Regions from separate parts of the Homo sapiens genome. Here region 2 is linked to region 1. A link is a loop called in an ENCODE intact Hi-C map of the cell type or tissue named here. Cell type or tissue: dorsolateral prefrontal cortex. All regions are shown on one strand. Each heading gives the region's core, and the rest is flanking DNA. Links, peaks and the distances in the headings are about the cores only. Region 1 overlaps AP2B1 (adaptor related protein complex 2 subunit beta 1). Region 2 overlaps AP2B1 (adaptor related protein complex 2 subunit beta 1).

Region 1 (4,398 bases), core at 194-4,193:
CTGGTACTTAATCTAAGAAACTGCTCGTTCTGAGTAGTGTGATTTTTCTCACCGTGCAGATCCTTCTGGTTTGGTGTAGTGTGGGAGGTGACCTGATGCCCATGTGTATAACTCTTGCATATGTGTTATGTGCTCATGAGTCTGACATCTGCGAGGATCACTGAAGTAATAATTGAATCTCAGTTATTTTCTTGCCTTTACTTCCAATCTGTCAGCAGAGGCCTTGGCTAAATTACAGCCTTTTGTTCATCCAAGGTGCTGTGCATTATTCTTTTACATAAACAGTGCTATTGTGTATATCAAAAATGGAAAGGAAGAATTATCCAAAGTGCCCTTTCTCTGTGCTGATGAAGGATTTCATCCTGGAGAAATATGCTGTGTGCCCAGCTTGAGTGGTATGGAATTGAAGAGAAACTGCCTTTTCCTGACCCTCAGTCCATGTTTTTCCCACTGTTTCTTTCAGGTTTTTACCTTTCAGATTATTAAGTCATAAGCTATTTATTAATAGTTTTGAGATTTTTTAGCCCACAGGAAATCCATCATCTATACTAGTTTTGCATCTTTATTTTTCTTCCTTTGGAGGAGCTTTGCAATGACTTAAAAGTTTAGTTTTTAGAGTTTGTGTTATGTGGAAAGATCTTTGTAAGTTGTTGCCTGTTAAATTTCTCAGTGAGGCTTCCATAACCACCATCTTTGTATCAGTGCATACGTTTAGTCAAGGCTGGCCTCAGACAGTTTTGAGAATAATTACTAATTTCTGAGTTCTAGTCCCTGTGCTAGAATTTTTATAATTTCTAATCCTCAGAACAACTCAAGAAGATAATTGGTATTGGACCCCATTTTACAGAAAACTGAAGGTCATACAGTAAGTTGCAGAGTTGGGATTTGAACCCAGGGCTTCTTTAAAACTTCAAAGTTTGTACACTTTATACTGTCCTATGATTTTCCAGTTTGTTTGTTATTGTCATCTTGCAGAATAGAATACAGTTTCACCTAACTGGTCCTTCTCAAACTGGGAAATGCAGTCTCTGGAGTACACAGCAGAGTGCAGGGTGCATTTGAAGCTGCAGAATAAATATGGCTCATTGTCTTGCAGTGTCAGTCTTACTTGATGGTAAATAATGTAAACAGAATATACACTGGTGTGTTACCACTTAGAATGTAAAATTGCATGACTTTAAGATAAAAAATACAGCTTGCTTGCCCTGGGCCTCTTGATGGTGTACATCCCAGGTCCCTGAGTATATGAGTTTGGGTTAATGTGTCACATGAAAGTTGGAGAAGGACTACAGAAGTGTGTTCATTCATGAAGAAAAGAGACTGAATAATGAGTAAGTTCATGCACCTTTCTTGCAGCAAGAGGAACAGATTGTTCATCTTATCCTTATTTATTTATTTAAAGACAGGGTCACTGCAACCTTGAGCTCCTGGGCTCAAGTAGTCCTCCCACCTCAGCCTCCCAAAGTGTTAGGATTTACAGGCATGAGCCACTATGCCTGGTCATTTTATTTTCATTTAAGTAAAACCACAAAAATCTCCGTTTCCCATCTCTTCACCAGTGAGCTGTAATAAAGCAGTAGTACTTTGAGGGCAGTTAAATGATGTGCAGGCATTCTTCTTCTGAAAATTTCCTATCAAAACCACTCAAACAATACATTTCCTCCCTAGAATGAGTTTTGACCCGGCTGGGAGATGTTTGTTTATTTATTTTTTTGAGACAAGGTCTCGCTTTGTCACCCAAGCTACAGTACAGTGGTGTGATCATAGCTCACTGCAGCCTCAAACTCCTGAGCTCAAGTGATCCTCTAACCTCAGCCTCCCAAGTAGCTGGGACTACAGGCACATGCTGCACACATGGCTAATGGGTGTTCATTTTTTTTCCTCAGTTGGTTCTATTCATATGTTTGTCAATGTTGATGCAGATATTGTGCTCTAAGTAAACAATTTTGTCAGGCTTTTGTCCTTTTGGTGATAATTTTCCCTAATAAAATGATTCACTTCAAGATTGTCTCCCAGGAAATACTGCCAGTAGCCATATATATATTACTGCCAGTAGCCATAAATTTATATTTACGAAACATTCATTCATTCAATAAGTAAATATTTGAGTGCCTAGTATTCAGGCTCTATTCTGTGTACTAGGCATATAGAATGGTCCTTGCAACCTTACGAAACAGTCCTTGGAAGCTTACATTCGCGTAGGGGAGACAAATGATAAAGTAGCAAATGCTGTGAAACAAAGTGAGACAGAATAAAGAGGTTCTCTTGTTGATTTTTACTATATTCATCATTGAGTTCTGTCTGACCTAAGAGACCTGTGGTGACCATTCTAAGGACTTTTTGTCTTACATCAGGAAGTAATCCGTTCCATCCCCCTACTTTTCCACTGATAGAAGCCTTTTCCCCCCTCAGGTTATGGAGTCTTCTGATGATTTTTATATGATCTCAATGCGTTTATGCTATTCCTTATCAAGTCTGCTCTTAGCCATCAGTTTATTAGCTTTTGCATGGTTACAGAGTCTTTCCACCAATTTGATTAATTATATTTTATGATGCTTTTTGGAATAGCTTTTTTTTTTTTTTTTTTGAGACAGGATCTCACTCTGTCACCCAGGCTAGAAAGCAGTGGCACTATCACGACATACTGCAGCCTTGACCTCCCTGGGCCCAGGTGATCCTCCCACCGCAGCCTCCGAACTAGCTGGGTCTACAGGCGCCCACCACTACACCCAGCTAAATTTTGTATTTTTTGTAGTCATGGTTTTGCCATGTTATTCAGGCTGGTCTTGAGCTCCGGGGCCCAGGCAATCCACCTGCCTCAGCTTCCGTAAGGGCTGGGATTATAAGTGTGAGCCACTATGCCCAGCCTTGAATAGCTTTTTGAAGATCATATTAAAATTTGCAGCCTAGTAGCTAAAAACCATACTTTAACCTACAAGATACTGTGTGCCATCTAAAATTTAAACTCTGTTAGAAAGACACACACTGATGGTTTTGATACCAATAGGATTTTGACGATAGTTAAGTTTTATTGTTTGTGAAGGGAATCATTGTATACTATTTTTGCACCATTCTGTTGACTCCTGAATAATAGAGCTATTGGTAAGCTATATGGCTTGGAGCATTCCTTAGATTCCCTTCAATTCAGTAAGTTCTAGAAAACAGTAAATAAAAGAGACACTAGCTCTAAACAGGAGCATAGAAATGTCTGAGCTTAAGATATACACCTGCAGTTAAGAGAATGTCTTCAGATACCTAGACAGCTCCACAGTTTTAGAAGCAAACAGATGTACTTTGGACTGGCCAGACATAGGTCAAAGGGGCTAACCCAGATCAGTCATTATGATAATTTGTGGGATTTTTTTTCCAGTCCGCTCAGTGGTTATCTCAGATGATATTCCTTTATAAAATTTAAAAATTCCTTTTCAAATTTTCTTTTCTTGGAGTCAGGCGGATTTATTCCCCTATATAACTTCAATCTTGAGTTCCTTCTCTGTATTTCTGCTGTTGTAGCACATTGCCATTGGACAGGGGCATTTCCTTTTGTTATCTATAGCTGAACTGAGCCTGTATGCGGGCTCAGCTCTGAGACTTTTGGCTCTACCTGGCTCTACAGAGCTCATGTAACCATGCCGAAATCCCTTTAGCCCATAAGTTACAATAAGTCACCATAAAACCCCTGTTTTCTGTCCAGTTACTGAACATTATTGTGCAATGACACATTATTGTGTAGTTTAACATGAACCAAGTTCCACTCAGCATTACTTCAGATGTGGTAAAGTGACCACTCTTTGGCAGTAGACAAATGTTAGTATTATTCTCAGTGCCATTTAATGACTACAGCAATTATGGGGGACTACACCACTAGCAGAAAATTTGGATTTAGGTATCAGTTACAGATTTTTAATACAGACTGTTCAATTCTCAGTATTTGAAATATTCTTTTCCTGAAGTTGCCGTCTTTCCCCCTTCTTTCTGTATCTGATTTAGTTGACCTATAATTGACATCATTTTCTTCATGGAGAAAATGGCAGCCTCAGTAAGGCAATCCTGGGAACAATAGTGAGTGGACACCTCCAAGAGACACTTAAAACACAGTATCTAGACATTTAAGATCAGGATCAAAGCCATACCCTGCACTCCTATTCCTTTTCCCTCCTGTCTCCTACCAGCTCACTGGATAACAGATATCACTCTGAGTTTTACAAGTTCTAGTTTGATTGATTTTGTACCCTACCTGATAAGTATGGGCTTAGAGTATGTCCAGACAGATGAACCTGAATCCCAATAATCTCAGGCTGGGTGCAATGATTCATACCTGTAATCCCAGCACTTCATGAGGCTGAGGTGGGAGAATCGCTTGAGCCCAGGAAGTTAGAGCCCAGCCTGAACAATGAA
Region 2 (4,398 bases), core at 266-4,265, 59 kb before region 1:
CCAGCTTCCTTTCTGTGAATAATTTCTACTTCTGTACCCTTTTGTGTATATAGGACCATTGTATATACCCTGTGACCAGCTATTTCATTCCCTTTTTTCCCCTTATTTTCCTTGTGGAAATACACCTACATTTGTTTTTTCTTTCTTCTATGCTAGTAGCAAGATGTTTAGCAGTATTAAAAATGTATAAGGTACTTTGATAAAGCATTGTGGGGAAGATTTATTGCTAACTTCCCATAAAGTTACAGTTATCCTATATTGTAAAGATACAGCTTACACTTTAGAATCTGACAAGCTCAACCCTTCCAAGCTAATGGTGCTCCTTTAAATTTGTTTCCTGTGGCTTATAGGAGAATGGTAAATCATGAAATAACTAGAACTTAGGAAAGGTATAAACTCCTTTTATATTTGATTACTCTCAAATTTTCATTTGTCTGAATATGTAATGTTAAAAAAATAATTTCACTAAAAGGGAATCAGGACATCTTGGAGGATGACTGATTCTAGGTCTGGAATTAGAAATGTACAAAATGAGCCTGGATGGGGCATCTTGTCATAAAGGAAAGTATGGAAAATACCAGGTCATATCACAAGGATTCAGGAGCTCAGTTCCCACTGGTCAAGACTGGAAGAATATGAACTTTAAAAAGCGTAACTGAAGTGCTTTGAAACTGTAGTAGATGGATATGAAGAATTATTGTTCCTTTTGCCCTGTCGCACTCCTGAAAGCAAGATGATTCACCAGCAGCTCTACTGGAGCCACCCGCGAAAAGTCAGCCAGGGTTCTTGCTATTGTGTCTGCTGAAACTGGGCACAGTCTGATCTGGAAATTGAGCCTCGTTACATGCCACCAGTGTTTCCATCATACGTGAAGGATATAGATTTCATTAAGTTGGACTAAGTGATCTTCCACGAATGGATTATCTAAGGCACCCACCCAATGAGAGAAACCATGTTAGCTTTTTGTACATAAAATAAATATTTTAAAATAATTATTGTTATTTTTTATTTTTATTTTTGAGATGGGGTCTCTCTCTGTTCCTCAGGCTGGTGTGCAGTGGCATGTTCGTGGCTCACTGCAGCCTCCGCATCCCAGGCTCAAGTGATCCTCCCACCTCAGCTTCCTGAGTAGCTGGGACCACAGGCGCACACCACCATGCCTGGCTAATTTTTAAAATTATTTATAGAGACGAGGTCTCACTATGTTGCCCAGGCTGGTCTCACACTCCTAGGCTCAAGCAGTCCTCCCACCATGGCCTCGCAAAGTGCTTGGATTACAGACGTGAGCCACTGGGCCTGGCTTTTTTGTTTTTGTTTTTGTGTGTTTTTTTGAATGTGATAAAGGTAGTGGAAAAAAAAAAAGACACTTGCCTGTGCGTGGTGGCTCACATCTGTAATCCCAGAACTTTGGGAGGCCAAGGCAGGTGGATCACCTGAGGTCAGGAGTTCGGGACTAGCCTGGCTAACATGGTGAAACCCCATCTCTACTAAAAATATAAAAATTAGCCGGGAGTGGTGGCGCACGCCTGTAATCTCAGCTACTTAGGAGGCTGACACATTAGAATTGCTTGAACTGGGGAGGCAGTGGTTGCAGGAAGCAAAGATGGTGCCACTGAACTCCAGCCTGGGCGACAGAGTGAGACTCTGTCTCAAAAAGAAAAAAAAGGATTCTTAAGATACACATTAAAATATTATAGATGAAGCTGGGCACAGTGGCTTATGCATGTAATCCCAGCACTAGGATTAACATTTTTTCATAATAAAAAGCTTTTTCTAAAACTATAGAGACCTTGTTGAGAACAGCACTACAATTTTTTTCTTGTTTTTTTTGGATGGGGACAAGGTCTCACTCTGTCATCCAGGCTAGAGTGCAGTGACGTGATCATGGCTCACTGCAGTCTCGACCTCCTGCTTCAGCCTTCTGAGTAGCTAAGACTACAGGTGTGCACCACCACACCTAGCTTTTTAAAACAAATTTTTGTAGAGAGGATCTCGCCATGTTGTCCAGGCTGGCCTTGAACACCTGGTCTCAAGTGAATCCTTACACCCCAGCCTCCCAAAGTTCTGAGATTGCATACCTGAGCCACCATGTCTGGCCTACAGTTTCTTTTCTTTTCTTTTCTCTTTTCTTTTCTTTTTTTTTTTCCTTTTTTTTTTAGACACAGGAGTCTCGCTCTTGTTGCCCAGGCTGGAGTGCAATGGTGTGATCTCAGCTCACCGCAAACTCTGCCTCCCAGGTTCAAACGATTCTCCTGTCTCAGCCTCCTGAGTAGCTGGGATTACAGACATGCACCACCATGCCTGGCTAATTTTTTGTATTTTTAGTAGAGACGGGGTTTCTCCATGTTGGTCAGGCTAGTCTCAAACTCCCGACCTCAGGTGATCCGCCTGCCTTGGCCTCCCAGAGTGCTGGGATTATAGGCGTGAGCCACCGTGCCCAGCCAGTTTCTTTAGTAATTCATTTCTGTGACAGTTACCACTGTGGGGACATTTGTTCTTGCATCAAATCACTGTTAGTTAAGGCTATTCATGTTCTGTCCAACAGCTTGGCACCAACACCTGCTTACTTTCCTTTTCTCTTTTACCCTCTCTTCTCAGTTCTCTCTTTCCAGACGTAGTGAACTGTATGCAGACTGACAATCTGGAACTAAAGAAGCTTGTGTATCTCTACTTGATGAACTACGCCAAGAGTCAGCCAGACATGGCCATCATGGCTGTAAACAGCTTTGTGAAGGTAACTTTTCCCAAGGCCTCAATAACAGAGTTTGAATTGCAAATAAGTAACCTCTGTTCACAAGGAAGGAGTGTAGGGAAGTGTTGGCAATGACTAGGAATGTTCATGTTTTAAGCATTCTGTATACCAGTGTGTGTCATCCAGGGAAATTCAAACCATGTGCTGAGCTTTCTGTTAGTGGGGCTTGGTGCATCCTTGCCAGATGGGTAGAAGAAAACCTGGTGAAACCCCACTGTTTTACCTTCTGAGGCTGACAAAGGTGGGCATATCATTGTACTATCAGTAATTGGGGGCTTTACCTATTTTATCTTTGTAGAAATTATACTTATGAGTCAGCAGTAGTGGAGACTGCCGGAGTTTCTACTTTCATTTCATTTAATACGTCTTACATCATTTGATTAATTTTTTTTTTTTTTTGATACAGAGTCTCACTCTGTCACCGAGGCTGGAGTGCAGTGGCACGATCTTGGCTCACTGCAACCTCTGCCTCCCAGGTTCAAGTGATTCTCCTGCCTCAGTCTCCCAAGTAGCTGGGATTACAGGTGACCGTCACCATGCCCAGCTTATTTTTGTATTTTTAGTAGAGACAGGGTTTCACCATGTTGGTCAGGCTGATCTCGTGCTCCTAACTTCAAGTGATCCACCCACCTCAGCCTCACAAAGTGCTGGGGTTACGGACACAAGCCACCACTCCCGGCGTGATTAATTTTTTTTAATGGAAAATTTTAAACATATTCAAGAAAAAGGACTAGTATAATAAATTCCTAAATATCCGTCTTGCAGTTTTAACAGTTACCGACACATAACCACTCTTGTTTGTAATCCTCATACATATTTTCTGACCTCCAACCCCCTCTCCTGCTGGATAATTTTAAAGAAATCCTGAACATCATATATTAAATAGTTTTGTCTTTATATTTGTCAAGATAAGATCTTTTATTTAAACATAACCACAATATCATCATGTCTTTAAAAATGGACAAAATATTTTCTTATTATTGAATATCCAGTCAAATCTTTCCTATCATAGATTTAAAGAAAATAATAATGGGATCATTCCCATTAATTTTTTTTTTTTTTTGGTGACAGAATTTCACTCTTGTTGCCCGGGCTGGAGTGCAATGGCGCAATCTCAGCTCACCACAACCTCCGCCTCCCGGGCTCAAGTGATTCTCCTGCCTCATCCTCCCGAGTAGCTGGGATTACAGGCATGCACCACCACACCTGGCTAATTTTGTATATTTAGTAGAGATGGGGTTTCACCATATTGGCCAGGCTGGTCTCGAACTCCTGACCTCAGGTGATCCGCCCACCTTGGCCTCTCAAAGTGCTGGGATTACAGGCGTGAGCCACCATGTCCAGCCTAATATTTTTTTAATAGTTGTTTTTTCTCTGTTTGGAACTTAGTGTACATTTAAAAAAAACAGACAGCATTTCTAAAATTAGCTTCTATTTAAAATGTTTTGAAAAATAAGCAATATGCTTTCTTCTTTCTCATGAACTTTTTGTTCTTTTCCTGTGTTTAGCTACATTATAGAGTCAGAACGTAACAGTTTGTTCTCCATGACTGGTGGTTCATAGAGGGAATATATCATTGGGAAGAATTTAGTTTACATTTTTTGGAAGTTAGAGTTGTGCATAGATTTACATGGGCTTAAAGACAT

Evidence for each region. A loop is a pair of places that touch in the nucleus more often than their neighbours do. Peaks named below come from ENCODE experiments on the same cell type or tissue, not always from the same donor. Only the 100,000 strongest peaks of a DNase experiment are listed, where the experiment ranks them.
Region 2: a loop joins it to region 1, with 5 times the contacts of the local background. A loop is called at or near these places in 12 of 110 quality-filtered maps.

What each region holds. Positions count from the first base shown.
Region 1 is chr17:35,662,558-35,666,955 of GRCh38, forward strand. The region is part of intron 14 of AP2B1 (adaptor related protein complex 2 subunit beta 1); the gene reads left to right. Among named protein-coding and RNA genes, the nearest start is that of RASL10B, 67 kb to the right of the region's middle. RefSeq lists a silencer at 3,160-3,360. In dorsolateral prefrontal cortex, for the core only: no CTCF peak of the experiment used is centred there; no DNase peak of the experiment used is centred there.
Region 2 is chr17:35,603,107-35,607,504 of GRCh38, forward strand. It overlaps AP2B1 (adaptor related protein complex 2 subunit beta 1), which reads left to right. Exons shown (of 22, transcript NM_001030006.2): 4 at 2,599-2,734. Among named protein-coding and RNA genes, the nearest start is that of AP2B1, 18 kb to the left of the region's middle. In dorsolateral prefrontal cortex, for the core only: no CTCF peak of the experiment used is centred there; no DNase peak of the experiment used is centred there; H3K27ac peaks cover 1,393 bases.